2 separate regions of the Homo sapiens genome follow, and region 2 is linked to region 1. The links are chromatin loops, found by intact Hi-C in ENCODE. Cell type or tissue: prostate gland. All regions are shown on one strand. Each heading gives the region's core, and the rest is flanking DNA. Links, peaks and the distances in the headings are about the cores only.

Region 1 (11,147 bases), core at 5,226-7,725:
CTTTTTATTTTACTACCTTTTTCTTTTTTGAGACAAAGTCTCACTGTTACCCAGGCTGGAGTGCAGTGGCATGATCTCGGCTCTCTGTAACCTCTGCCTCCTGGGTTCAAGTGATTCTCCTGCCTCAGCCTCCTGAGTAGCTGGAATTACAGGTGCACGCAACCATGGCTGGCTAATTGTTGTATTTTTAGTAAAGACGGGGTTTCAACATGTTGGCCAGGCTGGTCTTGAACTCCTGACCTCAAGTGATGCTCCTGCCTTGGCCTCCCAAAGTGCTGGGATTACAGCTGGGTGTGGTGGTGAGCCATCACACTTGGTTGTATTTTAGTACCTTTAATGCCACTTTTTTCCTTCTTTTTGGACAAGGGGCTTCATGTATTCATTTTGCACTATGCTCTGTCAATTGATTACAGAGCTGGTTCTGGCAATAGAAATACTTTTTGCAAAAAAAAAAAAAAAAAAAAGAAAAGAAAAGAAAAGAAGGAAAAGATAAAAAAAGGAAGGAAGAAAAGAAAAGAAAAAAGTTAACTGGCAATTCTTGTTAAGGAAACCTGTGGATATTTTCTACTGACCCAGCTGGAGGCAGACCTCCAGCTACTTCGGTGGTAAGGGAAGGGATGACCACTCAGCAATTCATCTCAGTCACTGAACAAACATAAGGGCCAACCATACGAAAGGTGCTGTGACAGATTAAGGAAGAGTTTCCTCAGGGAACTGAGTTTCTGGGACAAAATAAAAGATACATTTTCCTCCCCAACTCTTATTTTGCCTGTCAGTGTCCCTCTATTGCACCACAGTGGGAGTGATCCTTCAGATTTAGGACACTTCTGTCCTTAAAGCCTTTCAATGGCTTCCCAGTGCCCTCGGGATAAAGTGCAAACTTCCTAACCAGTGGTGATTACTCCATACATTTCCTGCAGTAATTATCAGACAACAGAACTCATAATGGGTCAACAATAAGAAAATTTCATACCTCACAGAACAAGAAGTGCAAGGAACAGAAGCTTCAGAACCACTTAATTCTTCAGCCCAAGGATCCCATCATGGACGAAATTCTCTGCATCTGGCCACTTTGCCTTCCAGCACATTGATTCTTCTTCTGAGGTTGGTTTTTCTTTTGATCCTAAGATGTAGCCAGAATATACCCACAGGGGAATAAAGGCAAAAGGCAGGGAGGGGACCTTTGTTCCTGTGCCACTCTTAGTTATTAGGAAAACCTCTGTAGAAAGCTCTTTTCCCCATTGTCTTCTCCGCAAGCACAGCATTGCATTCTTTTTAGTGTGAAACCAATCCCTGGAGTGGTCATGGGATATTACCATGATTGGCTTAGATCTTGGAGTGGGGAGGGGCCTCACCTCCTCTCAGTGACTTGCTGCTTCCTAATTAAATAACTTAGGTTCCAGTTGTGAAGAAGTATAGCCAGGGGTAGCGCAATCAGCAGTGCCTCCCACACTGGCCCAGCCAGACCTTCTCTACCAGCCCCGCTTGCTCACTCAGCCTCTCCATGACCATGTCTCCTTCATGTCCCATTCCTCAGCCAATAAAATTCCTCTTCTTTTCTCAACCTGCCAGCTCTGACTTTGTTTGCGGTGTTTGCTCATGCTGTTCTTTTTACCTGGAATTCTCTTTCCACTGAAGCACCTATCCCCAGCCCCCACCACACGCACTCACATATGTGTGTGTACACTAACACACACACACACACACACACACACACACACTGACCTCTCTACCCGGCTAACTCTTGCTTGGCCTTTAGGTCTATAGTTGAAGCCAGCAATGGGAAGTTGGCAGCCTCTGGTCTCTTGACATATTGCATTTGGTTTCATCAGTGTTTTTCTATTTTTGGATTAGTTCTGGACATTTAAAAATAAAAACCCAGTGTTTTGGACGTCTCTTGAAAATTGGGAACAGACACCAGGTCCACATGGTCTCAGCACTCCATTGTGTTACTGGACCGACCTGGAGTCTGCTCACCTGGTGCAGTAAGACCAAACATTCACACTGAGGTTTTGCAGTAGGAGAAAGGAGGGTGCCAAGCAAGGAGAACTGGGCAGCTCACGCTTAAGACTTGACCTCCCTGATGGCTTGCAAGCAAGAGTTTTTAAAGGCAGGGGTAGATTTCAGGAAAGCAGAAGTTATGGGCAAAATCGTAAATCAATGCATGCAGGTTACACATTGGTTTGGCCTAAAAAGGTGGGATATCTTGAAGGTGGGGAAGGCCTTACACATCATAGGTGGATTCAAACATTTTCTGATTTGCAATTGGCTAAGGAAGAGAAGCTTTGTCTAGAGACTTGGAATCAGCAGAAAAGAATGTTGGGTGTGGCCCGTGGGCCTCATTTCCTCCAGGCCCCTCAGGAAGAAATTTAGAACAAACAACGGTGGTCAGAGTTTAGTCCGCAGTTTCCTCTTATCTGAGGTCTATAGGCCAGCAGATCCATTTGGTGAGGGCGGGGTTTCTGAGGAACAACTCAGGGACATACGTTAAGATGTTATCTTTAGTTTCCACAGGGAACCAAACATCTTGTGATTTTTAACTTCCATTGGCTATTGTTTTAAGCTGCTATCACCTTCTTGCTTACCAAGTTGCTCATTTACTTTCTCAGGGCTAGCTAGGTTCCTAGAGTTTCCCTTGAAGGAACTCAAGACTTTATTTTATTTCCATGTATGATAGGGAGTCGGGAGGGACAAAAGAATGGGTCCTTGTTCCTTCTCAATTGCTTCTCCTGGGGCTAAGGGACAAGAAAAGGAAACAGTCCTGTTGGAGCAAGGAGGCAGAGTTGTGGACCTGCTTATAATTGGAGGCCTGGCCCCAAGGTATGGAAGAAGGAAGAAGAAATTCCCTCTTTTTCTTCATGCCTTCCAATCTCTTGCCAGCCTCTCCCATTGGCTGAACTCAACCAGAAGTCCTGCCAGCACAATGCATTTTGCAGAGGGCAGCCTACTACTGGGGCACACACCGAACAGAGCAGAGGAAGGGAGAGAAGTGATCTGGGTGGGGAGCAAGCAGACAGCAACCAATGCAAAGTCCTTCCAAGAAGAGCTCACCCTGGAGCTGAAGCAGAAGTATGGAGGAAAAGTATAGAGGAGAAAATCCTGTTTTCAAGATTTTTGGTTGTTGTTGTTGTTCCTTTAGAGCTTTTCTGCTGTTGATGCTGTTGTTTAGTTTGGCTTATTTATCAGTTATCGTTTTATATATGGGGAAGTTGCTGTCTGGTTTGCAGTTATTAGCACATGTAAATGTGTCTGCTGAGCCAGCTACCCCTTGTAAATCACAGATAATGTCTTCATTCACCAAGGCAGAGGAGCTCTATTTAACATTTGGCCTTGGGAGTAAAAATCAAAATGAGGTGCTCAGTAGTGTGGGGGTTTTGTCTTGTTCTTTCAATGACTGAGTGCATTCACTGATGGTCAGACCTCCACAACGGCATGTGCAGCACGTGCTGTTTCCAATGCCACAGGGAAGGGTGGAAACTACTTTTGTGATCAATCTAGATTTCCCTGTAGCTCTGAATTAAACAGAAAACTTGCATAAATCTCCTCCTTTCAAAACATAATTCTCTTAAAAAATGAGATTTAGATTGGCTTGGTCCTTCTGTTTCCTGAGACAGAAGGAACATTCGGTAGATTTGGTTCCTCCACCACTGTAGGGAGAACGGCCGGGGTTCGATTTCTGCACTTTGGGGAATGAACCTGGGCATAGACTTAGAGGAACTAAGATCCCATTGTTATTCAAACTATGCAAGTTTAGAATGTAAAGTTTGGAGTAGATTTCTTACTGTGATTTAGTCAGAAAAATCTCAAACCCTATGTCTCTCCACCAGAAGTTCTGAAAAATGAGACCACGACAATAGGCGTGCACTCTGTTGCCTCCCCAGTAAACACCCAGGGGCCAGGCACTGTGCAGGTTCCCAGCTATGACTGGAATAACAGACACACCTGGTGACCACATTGAAGGGGCTCAGGTGGTGCTGTTTATGCTTAAAGTGCAGAGAACAAGTTCCAGAGCTCTGTTGTGCAACACAGTGCCTCTAGTTAATTATGCAGTTCTGTGCACTTGAACATTAAGAGGGTAGAGCTCATGTTAAGTGTTCTTACCACACACACAAAAGGCGGTAAGAAGGCAAAAGACATTTAAAGAACTTGAAGGCAGCAAAGGTGCTTTTAAAAGCCTTTAATGAGAGCTTATACTAAAGGATTTTGACCTGGAAAACAGATTGATTTCCAATTCTCTATTGCTTTGTGCTGTCAATGCTGGCAGTCTCAAGGAGGCTATTCTCTGTATGCTGTAATTTTTAAGATTATGTAGATTTAAAAAATGAGTTATGTATGTCTACGCCACATGCATTTCAAAGGAATACTTTAAAAATCACCCCAGCAGGATGTTGATATCCCATGGGTTGTGGAGGGCCATGGTGCATCCATCAGAACTGGAGTGGAGAGACTTGGGTTCTAGCGCAGGGCTTTTGACCCTGAGCAGTGGCGGAGCCTCTCTGTGGCTTAGTCTCTCAATGACAAATCTATGATGCACCTCCCTGCCTTGCTTGTCTCACTGAGGGCTGATGGGGACAGAGTGAAAGCTTGTTCAAGTGCTTCAAGCAGCACAGAGCATCATACAAAGGCAGTTTGCTAGGCATACGGGGCTATCACCTGGTTTGACTCCTAGGGGAGTTGGAAGGAGGAGGGGGCGTGGAAAGGATGGGCTGTTCCGCAGCAATGCAGTGCGTCTTGGCTGCTCATATGGCAGCTGGTTTGGGCAGATGTTGAAGGAGGTGAGCCGTGGGTACACCCCTAGCTAGTGATGCCAGCCCCTCCCTGATCCCAGAAGCTCTAAGCCCTGTTTTATCACTAATCATGGCGTATGGTAAGAACAGGGGTCATCTCCGGACTACAGGCAACGTGAGCTGCAGTGTTTTTCTTTCATCTCAAGTGTGTTGCCCTGATGTAAACATATGTGGGTTGGGACTCCCAAACCATGGCAACCTGAGGCTGTGGTCAAGGAGGTATGGGTCTGCTGGTTGCTTTGCTTACGACTCCCTAAACCCTCTTTCCCCCACCCCACAATGTCCTTCTAGCTTCCTGGCAGGGCTCCCAGGTTAGTCCCATGTGGTCCTTTAGGGTACTTTGCCTCTGAAGTCAAGACACTACCCTTTCTTGTTCACTGTCAGCAGCCTCCAATGCCTCTGCCTTCCTACGGGGCTGGTGACATGGCGTGGCCCTTGTGCAACTTTTGGTTTGGCCATGGCTTTGATCTCTCTTGTTAATGTTGTCTCCTTAGTCACCCCTCATTGCCAATGCTGGGCCTGCCTCCCTCTACATAATCCTGGCCGTATCCCTTGTGCAGGGCAAAGACTCTCTGTCTGTGTTAAGACCTAAAAAAAATTAAGTTGTCCAACAGGGAGGCTTAGAGTCTTACAGTGACCCTAGGCTGCAACACTTTTCTTTTTCTCTTTTTTTTTTTTTTGAGATGGAGTTTCACTCTTGTTGCCCAGGCTGGAGTGCAAAGGTGCGATCTTGGCTCACCGCAACCATCTCCTCTCAGATTCAAGTGAGTCTCCTGCCTCAGCCTCCTGAGTAGCTGGGATTACAGGTGTGCGCCACCACCCCCAGCTGATTTTGTCTTTTTAGTAGAGCTGGGGTTTCTCTATGTTGGTCAGGCTGGTCTCAAACTCCCGACCTCAAGTGATCCATCCGCCTTGGCCTCCCAAAGTACTGGGATTACAGGCGTGAGCCACCGCGCCCGGCCGCTGCAATGCTTTTCTTTTTCTCCGTCTTTCATTTCAGTGTAGTGATCCCACCCCCTTCCCGCTGGGGCCTTCGTTTAAATTCCCTGAGGGTGGACTTCAAAATTGTTCCCTCCCATCTTTCCGGACTGGGATATGATAACTGCTGTTCCCAGGCCCACGGTGGGCATTTTATCCCCATCTGATCTCCTCCCAGAAAAGCCGAGAGGAGGCCCTTTCCTTTCTATCCCCGGACATGTGTGAGGGCCCCAGCTGCAGGGTGGCCGTGACACCCTGGATCCTGCAGGCCTCTCTGCCCACTTGGGGAGACGTGATGCGCAGAGCCGGACAAGCACACTGTCCTTTAAACTTACCCTGTAAATTGAACTTCAGGCCAAGACAAATATGGAGTTTTGAGCTCAAACCTATTAAAGGGATTTATGTGTGACTAAAAATAGAGAAAAATTCATTACATTCTTTTCTTGTAAGAAGCTGGATTTGCTTTGCCAAGTGTGTCTCAGAAAGTGCATCTTTTTTTTCCTGTCAATAGTTTCATTTGCTGCCATTCCCAGCAGGGCAGATTGTCCATTAAATAATCACAATATAAGGAAATCCTCAATAAAATAAAATCTTAGCTCAAGAGTACATAGGTACACCTCGCTTTAAAGAATAGAGATGTTCTTCAAAGTGGCTTTTCGGTAAAACAACTAAGAAATACCAGAAATGCACCAGAGGGAAATAAAAAATGTGGCTCTGACTCTAGACAAGAGGAGAGGTTGGGGTGCGGGCAGCAGCAGCCTGGGGGAGGGGCAGAGCTCATGCCTGGGCCTGGCTGTGGCTCCAGGAAGCTGGACGCCGCCGCCTGCTCCTGGGAGGCTGCTGCCCAGAAGGCCAGCAGGGAGCTCGGGCCCCTCTTCCCCGCCCTCTCCCTTCCTCGCCTGCTTTGCACCATTATCAGCCCAAGGCAGAAACAGTGAGAGATGGGAAGCTGCCTTGGAGATGATCACAGAGCCAATAGGAGAACAGCCTTGCTTCATGGACAATTTACAGCAGCTGTCTGAAGCACAGTTGCTTCTGGAATGCAAGGCACAATGGGTACAGCTCGGAGGAAGGCATTTTATGTACTAGAAATTTCTGTGCTGAGCTTGGGAAGCTGCCTTTTAGACACACAAATGGCTTATATAACCCAGAGGTCAGCTGGGGCCTCTGTGTCCTTGGAGAGCTCTGAAGAGGCTGTCCTGTGAGGTAAAGGTGGCTTCACAAACTCCCCCTTTTCAGTGGCCTCCTGCTGACTCCTGCCACCCCCAGACTGACTCTAGGTGTGGGTCCCACCTGCCTTTGGCTCCTGTGTCACCTGTCCTGAGGAAGAGTCAGATATGGAATCCCCCAGGCCCTCCCCCTGAAATCCATTTACGCAGAGGCAGCACAAGGCACCCTGAGGACTTATCTGAAGGAGGTGGTCAGGGTCACAGTTCCAAAATCCCCACAGGCTCTCCTTTAGCGGTGATGGACATGTTTTAAGACTGGAAAGGGTGACGGCTGCGTGCTTCTGGGGAGATATTAAATGCTCCTGAGTTGTGCTATATAATTTTAAATGCTTCATCTTACATGTATCTCACCTTAATAAAAAACAGAAACTAAAACATTTTCCCTGCAAACCTGCCCTCGGCAGAGCACAGCCCTTCTCCCCCTCGTCCTCCCTGCTCTGCCTGGGGCACCCGCATTTGCCCTCACCCCCTCCTCAAGAGGCTCAGCAACTCAGGGCCTGGCCGGGCACGGTCACGCCTCCTCACAAGCAGTCAGTGAAGGATGGTCCTTTCAGTCTGTGCCCTGGACTTAGCTGGAGGAAGGTTTAATTTTTAGTGAGCCAGCAGCTTCTGTGGCACTATCTCCCAGATGGGGCTGGGCCCCAGTGAGCGGGATAGACAGATCCTAGCCTCAAAACTCCTCAGGTTCTCAGAGGAGAGCTTGTCAGTGCACCTCCGTGGTCGGTTGGGGGCTCTGAAGTTGGATGGCAGCCCTGGAAGGCAGCCTGCCGTGGCTTCTGCCCTGCTCAGGGGCCTGTGCCTGCCCTCCAGGCTGTGGTCTCAGCCTCTCCCCTCTGTGAATGAGGCGATTCTGCTCGCCTCATTGGTGATGGGACATGGCCAGCACACAGTGAGTGACAGTGAGTATCAGAGATCACCCTTCTTCCGCCTTGGAGCAGGGCCAGCAGAGGGACTCAGCTGTGTGGGGTTTTGACCTGAAGTTCCTATGGCATGACCAAGTATATTCACCTTCATTCTCAGCATTCCAAGGGAACCTGCCCAATATGGACTCAGGCATTGGGGTCCCTGGGATGGCTAGGCTGCCTGGAGAGCAAGCGGCTGGAGGTCCCTGGGCCTCACCATCAGTGCCTTGCAAGGCAACTGGATCTTGGTTAATTGCTTATATTTATATTAATTACAGTTTACAAAACACTTTCACAATAATTTTCTCACTTGTTTTCACAACCACCCCAGGAAGCAGATTTCATCTTCATATTTAGAGATGAGAAAGCTGAGACTCGAAGAGGTGAGGTGACTTGCCTAATGTCACACAGCAAAGAGCAGAAGCAAGAGTCCAAACCAGGCACCTGACTCCCCAAGTGACCTCCTAGGCAGGAGCTCTGTCCATGAGATTGTCCTTAGCAGGGCTCTGCCATGGGCCCGGCACTGGGATGGGGTTTGGAGGGACTAATGGAAGCGAGGTTCACATGGATCTTGTCCCCGTGAAGCTTACAGTCTCCATAAAGGCAGCTGAAGTTCAGCAGTTCCTGGCCCAAATGGTCACCAAGACATAGTCCTCAAATCTCCAGGTCATGTGTGATCATTTTATTTTCTTCAAGAGCATATTGTGATGGTGAGCTGGCCACTGTGAGAAAAGTGGTGGCCGGCTGCTAAGGTTTGGATCTGTGTCCCCACCCAAATCGCATGTTGAAATGTAATCTCTAGTGTGGAGGTGGGGCCTGGTGGGAGGTGATTGGATCATGGGGGCGGTTTCTCATGATTTAACACCATCCGCCACTTGGTGCTGTCATCATGATAGTGAGTTCTCATGAGAGCTGGTCATTTAAAAGTGTGTGGTACCTCCTTCCTCCCTCTTCCTCCTGCTCTGGCCATGTGAAGTGCTGGCTTCCCTTTGCCTTTGCCTTCTGCCATGATTGTAAGTTTCCTGAGGCCTCCCCAGAAGCTGAGCAGATGCCGCCGTGCTTCCTGGACAGGCTGCAGAACGGTGAGCCACTTAAACCTCTTTTCTTTATAAATTACCCAGTCTCAGGTATTTCTTTGCAGCAGTGAAAGAATGGATCAATACACCGGCCCTCGGTGCGGTCAGGGAGGTGGCCCAGCGGAGAGCAGCCTGAACCCAAGGCAGAGTCAGGGACCCGGCTCCCTAAGCCTCTGCTCAGTTTTCTCATTGGCCAAATGGAAAACATCAGAGTATCTGCCTCCTAAGCATATTCTAAAGATTGAATGAGAAAATCTACATAAAAATATTTAGCTAGCACAGTGTCCAAAGTTGTATTACCACCCACTCAGGCAAGCTTGGCTCCATGTTAATCATCTTCACTAACGGGCATTAGCTGATCCTACAAGTTTTGCAAATGATTGTGTCCTATGGGATTCACTACTTCACGTGCAATTAACCACTCAAAGTTGGATGTCCTTTATTTTTATATATGCATTTAGGCATAGATAAAAAATGTAGAGTACTAAAAACACTACCATAATGAATAGCAGACAACGAAATTATTCCTTGAGAGCTTTTTTTTTTCTGAATCCTCCAGCACAAAAGACATTTGGAGGAGAACAATTTAATTATAAAAGCATTTTTTTTACATCTACTATTTCATTTATTGTCAGATTAGGGGATAGACCTTAATTATAGTTTTTAATAAGTATTCTTAACCTGTTGCATATCTATGGTGTTTTTCAAAGTTACTACAATACAGTAAATAATTCTCAACAGATTAAGAAGGTAATAACATATTCCTTTTAAAGAAAGATATTGAGAAATATGTAAGAAATGATAGTCTCCTATTCTCATGTCTGTGTTCACTACCCACGTGTTTTCTGGGAAGAAATATGAAATAAAATGATTTTCAAAAGAGAGTCCTTCTCAAACAAATACTGACGGTTAACTGCTTTTACATATAATGGCAAGTTGAGTCAGCCACCATTTTTAATAAAACTGATTAATGACTAAGTGTGGACAAAACAGGGAAGTGAGTAATCAGGTGGAATTTATGCTATCCTAAAGCCGGAATAAAAGTCTATGAGATGGAAAAAAAGTCTTTAGGGGCTTGGCCAAGTTCTTAAATAATTGGGAGGCTGAGCAGAGGGGCCGCTCTCAGGAATCAGCATCCAGTTGCACAGACAGAGCCTATTAAAAATTAAGAAAATAGTTTGAGATGACTATTTTAAGCGTTATGAATTGCCAAATGGCAAATGCCTAGCTGAACAGATGACTGGTTTGGATTCTTAATAGCCAATTGTAAAGGAAATGGACCACAACAGGCTTTCAGACACAGAAGTGGCCGTCCGTGCTGAGACCGAGGTGTGGGGTACATCTAAATGTAAGGATCAGCAGTTCCCCAGAGAGCAAACGTGAAAAGCTCAAGTCTAATTTCCCATCATTGTTGAGCATTTTCCAGAAAATTAAGGGCCAATCTGGAGCTGGAGATAGGAGTGTAGGGAGCATCTGCATTGGACTGAGTCTTAGAGTTGGGGAAGCCCAGGGACGGGGTGAGACTATTTTAGGCGTTATTTAACAGTCTAATAATTCGAGGGGTTTTTAAGACCATTGTATTAATCATGCTTTTTCTTGTCCATATTTCCTGGTGCTTTGACATCTTGGGGCCCTGCTTGACTCTGAAGAGACTGCCCCTTCCAGGGCTGGCCAAATCCTAGAGATAGTAAGTGACTTGCCTTTACTACGCCAGTAAGCTATAATCACCCAAGGCCAAGTACCAGACAACCCAGGAAGGCATCTACACCCCAGAGCCTGCTGAAATTATTCAGACCAGCCAATCCTAAGCCTGCCTACACTGCCTTGTCCTTTCCTTCCTGCAGAAACCACAATAAAGGCTGTCACCCATGTTTCCCCCTCAATCTCTCTACCTCCTGACAGCCCCTGGTACTTCCCATGTGGCCCTGCATGGCATGGCCTGTCCTCACTTCTCGGGAACTGTGAGTAACAAACTATCTTTTCAATGGCTGTCATCTCCTGATCTCTAGGCCTCACCATACTGGAACAATACTAAAACCTACATTTTAAAACAGCCACATCAAAATGTACTCAGCATCAAAGAAGCCCTATTAAAGTGTCATGTATCCAGAGAGGGCAAGGCCAAAAAGTGACTTTGGGCTCCATCCTGGGGGCCTTACATGCCTGCACGAGGCA
Region 2 (2,500 bases), core at 1-2,500, 91 kb before region 1:
TCAGCGAAATAAAGCGGCGGCGCGGAGGAAACCTCTTCCACCCGGACCTGCTCTCCGTTGCGGTTTGGCCTCCAGTGGTGGTCCCACCCACCCTCTAGCTGGCCAGCCCTGGAAACCAACCTCCTTTCTTTTTATTTCTCACCGGGAAGGGGGACAAACTGGCCTCTGGGTGTCGACTTCAAACTTGCCGCCCGTCTCCGGTCTGGAAAGGCAGGTGATCAGCTAGAAGGGTGATAAGAGTATCATCGTGGCTCCTAAAGAGTAATAATAATCTCCCTCATTGTAAAGACAGCTCTTCCCCCTGGCTTACTTTTTTAGACATGCTGAGAAGCGCATGTCTCCATCAGGGCCCTACCTCTGCTTCTCCACAGTTGGCCTAGAACCGGAAGCCCCTCCAAGGCCCCCTGACTCTCCTGACCTCTTGGCCACAGCTCCGGATTCTCACCAGGGATTCCCCAGAATTCCTAGAGAGCAGCTCAGAGCCCTGCAGTTGTGCCTCACCACGCGAACCAAACCTCGCACTCCCCGCCAAAAGGGAGTCCCTTCCAGCACTCTCCCCTTTGTTCCTTTTTCTGGGCAAGAACCGCTGACTGGGGCTGCCAGAAATGTAAACCCTGGGTGCAAGTGACGGGATCCCTCCAGCGTCAAGCCGAAGAGTCATCCTCTCACCTCACCCACCTCCGAATGAGGATTAACAAACTCAATTCAGGACACAGGTAGAAGACCAAAAGGCCAATGAGACTTCTTTCCTATTTGAGATCGGATTTGAGAATGCTCAGCCTGGCTCCCTTCTTCCCCCAGCTCTGAATCAATCCTTTCTTCATTAGCATCCATAACTAATGTGCAAAATGTAAAACGCTAAATTAAGACAGAGTTGGCATCAACATAGTCTGAGAAAATGAAATTGTTATTTTACAAGCTGATAACTCTCAGCCCTCAAAAACCCCTCTCATTAGCTGAAGGTAGCAAGTAGCAAGAAGATTAGGTAAAAACATAGAGAATATGAATATAGGAAAAAGTACAGGTGTGAAGGGCTGGCTGCCCAAATCCCAATGCACAGTGTATTTGGAAAAAGAAAAAAAAGAAAAAGAAAATCTGTCTTTCTAATATCCCCTTAGCATACGCCTTGTTGGAAATGTTTGCTTTGGCGAAAGTGAGATCGAGACATTGAGACAGCATTCCCAGGAACAAAGGCTGGGGGTGGAGGGTGGAGGAGGGAGCAGGAACAGCCCCTGTCTGGAAGAACTGCAAGTTCTGAGGCCTGAACAAGAAATGTGTCCTGTTCCCGTGCTCCTGGCTGCAGCTGGGAAGCTTCTTCAGAAAGGAGACCTCCCGGCCCTCACCGGGATCTGGCTTTCCTTCCCTTCCCACCACATCTGTTTATACAAAGGAGGGCCGCTGAAGGACAAACATAACCGTGTTTACTGCGAGTCCCATGCTGGGCCTGGAGCTCAGATACAGATTTGCCCTCACCATGGAGGCTGAAGATAAATAGATGATCCCAGAAAAGGAAAGAGGGAAGGCCCTGGGATGGTATAGAGCTGGTTGAGGGGTTTACTCATGAAAGGCCTCTCCCAAAAAGCCATGTAGTAACGGGCAGATTTACGTTTGAATTTAAACTCTGGTGCCTTGTGTTAATATATGAGAGTGTGTGCACCTAAAGCAATTGCAAGGCGGGTATTTAAAAATGTTTCTTTAGGAATAGCCATGATTTTCTGTTTGGGGCCTCTAACATGGGGATAGTTGGATTGATTATTTCCAGTGTTATGTTTTCATGTAATAGTGTCTTGGAGAATGAGGACTTTTGAGGAAACCCAAATAGTAGTTGCAGATCCTGTTTTTTACTAAGCTGTCATGGAGATAAATCCAAAATAGTTTTTACAAGTAAAATGTAGAACAGTTAGTGAGAGCCTTTATGGGAGATCTTTATTATTTATCTGGTTTATGAAGATGTTCCTATTATCCTCCAGCCTCTGGGTATGCAAACCAAAACAAGCACTTAATCTAGTTGTCAAAATTTTAACTCCTTAATACAAAGCAAAAAAAGGGTTTGGACTTTTGGGGATTAGAATGTCAGAACTAAAAGGGAACTTTTTTATGTAAAAGAGAAAGAGACTCTCTAAAAATAAAAATGTTAGAGTGATGTTTTCTATGAAGCTGCCTTAGCTTTTGCTCATCCTATAGTGCTTGTGACCTGAGGGTCTTTTCTCCCCACATGGATGCAAGCAACACCCCTGGGAGCTGAATCAAACCACCCAGCTAAGGGGAGGGCTGCTGGGGGAAGCTGCTAAATGAGAGGAGCTGCTTGGCTTCCCGGGTCAGGTTGGTTGGTTGGTGTAGACTAAATGTACCAAAGAAAGGGACTAACAAATGAATCCTGCTCAGTCTGGGGCCCTACTCACATTCTGCCAACCTAGTGCTGGAAGCCTCCTAAATAAATCCAGAAGCAAACCTATAGCATCTAAGATCTCCCTTCAGATATGATTTGATAGAAGAGAAG

The links. Peaks named below come from ENCODE experiments on the same cell type or tissue, not always from the same donor. Only the 100,000 strongest peaks of a DNase experiment are listed, where the experiment ranks them.
Region 2: a loop joins it to region 1, with 3 times the contacts of the local background. A loop is called at or near these places in 5 of 110 quality-filtered maps.

The regions. Positions count from the first base shown.
Region 1 is chr2:100,191,169-100,202,315 of GRCh38, forward strand. No RefSeq gene overlaps it. Among named protein-coding and RNA genes, the nearest start is that of LINC01104, 12 kb to the right of the region's middle. In prostate gland, for the core only: no CTCF peak of the experiment used is centred there; DNase peaks (open chromatin) are centred at 6,043 and 6,573; H3K27ac peaks cover 2,201 bases.
Region 2 is chr2:100,105,362-100,107,861 of GRCh38, forward strand. It overlaps AFF3 (ALF transcription elongation factor 3), which reads right to left. Exons shown (of 25, transcript NM_001386135.1): 3 at 143-222. Among named protein-coding and RNA genes, the nearest start is that of AFF3, 36 kb to the right of the region's middle. In prostate gland, for the core only: no CTCF peak of the experiment used is centred there; a DNase peak (open chromatin) is centred at 1,260; H3K4me3 peaks cover 1,502 bases; H3K27ac peaks cover 2,500 bases.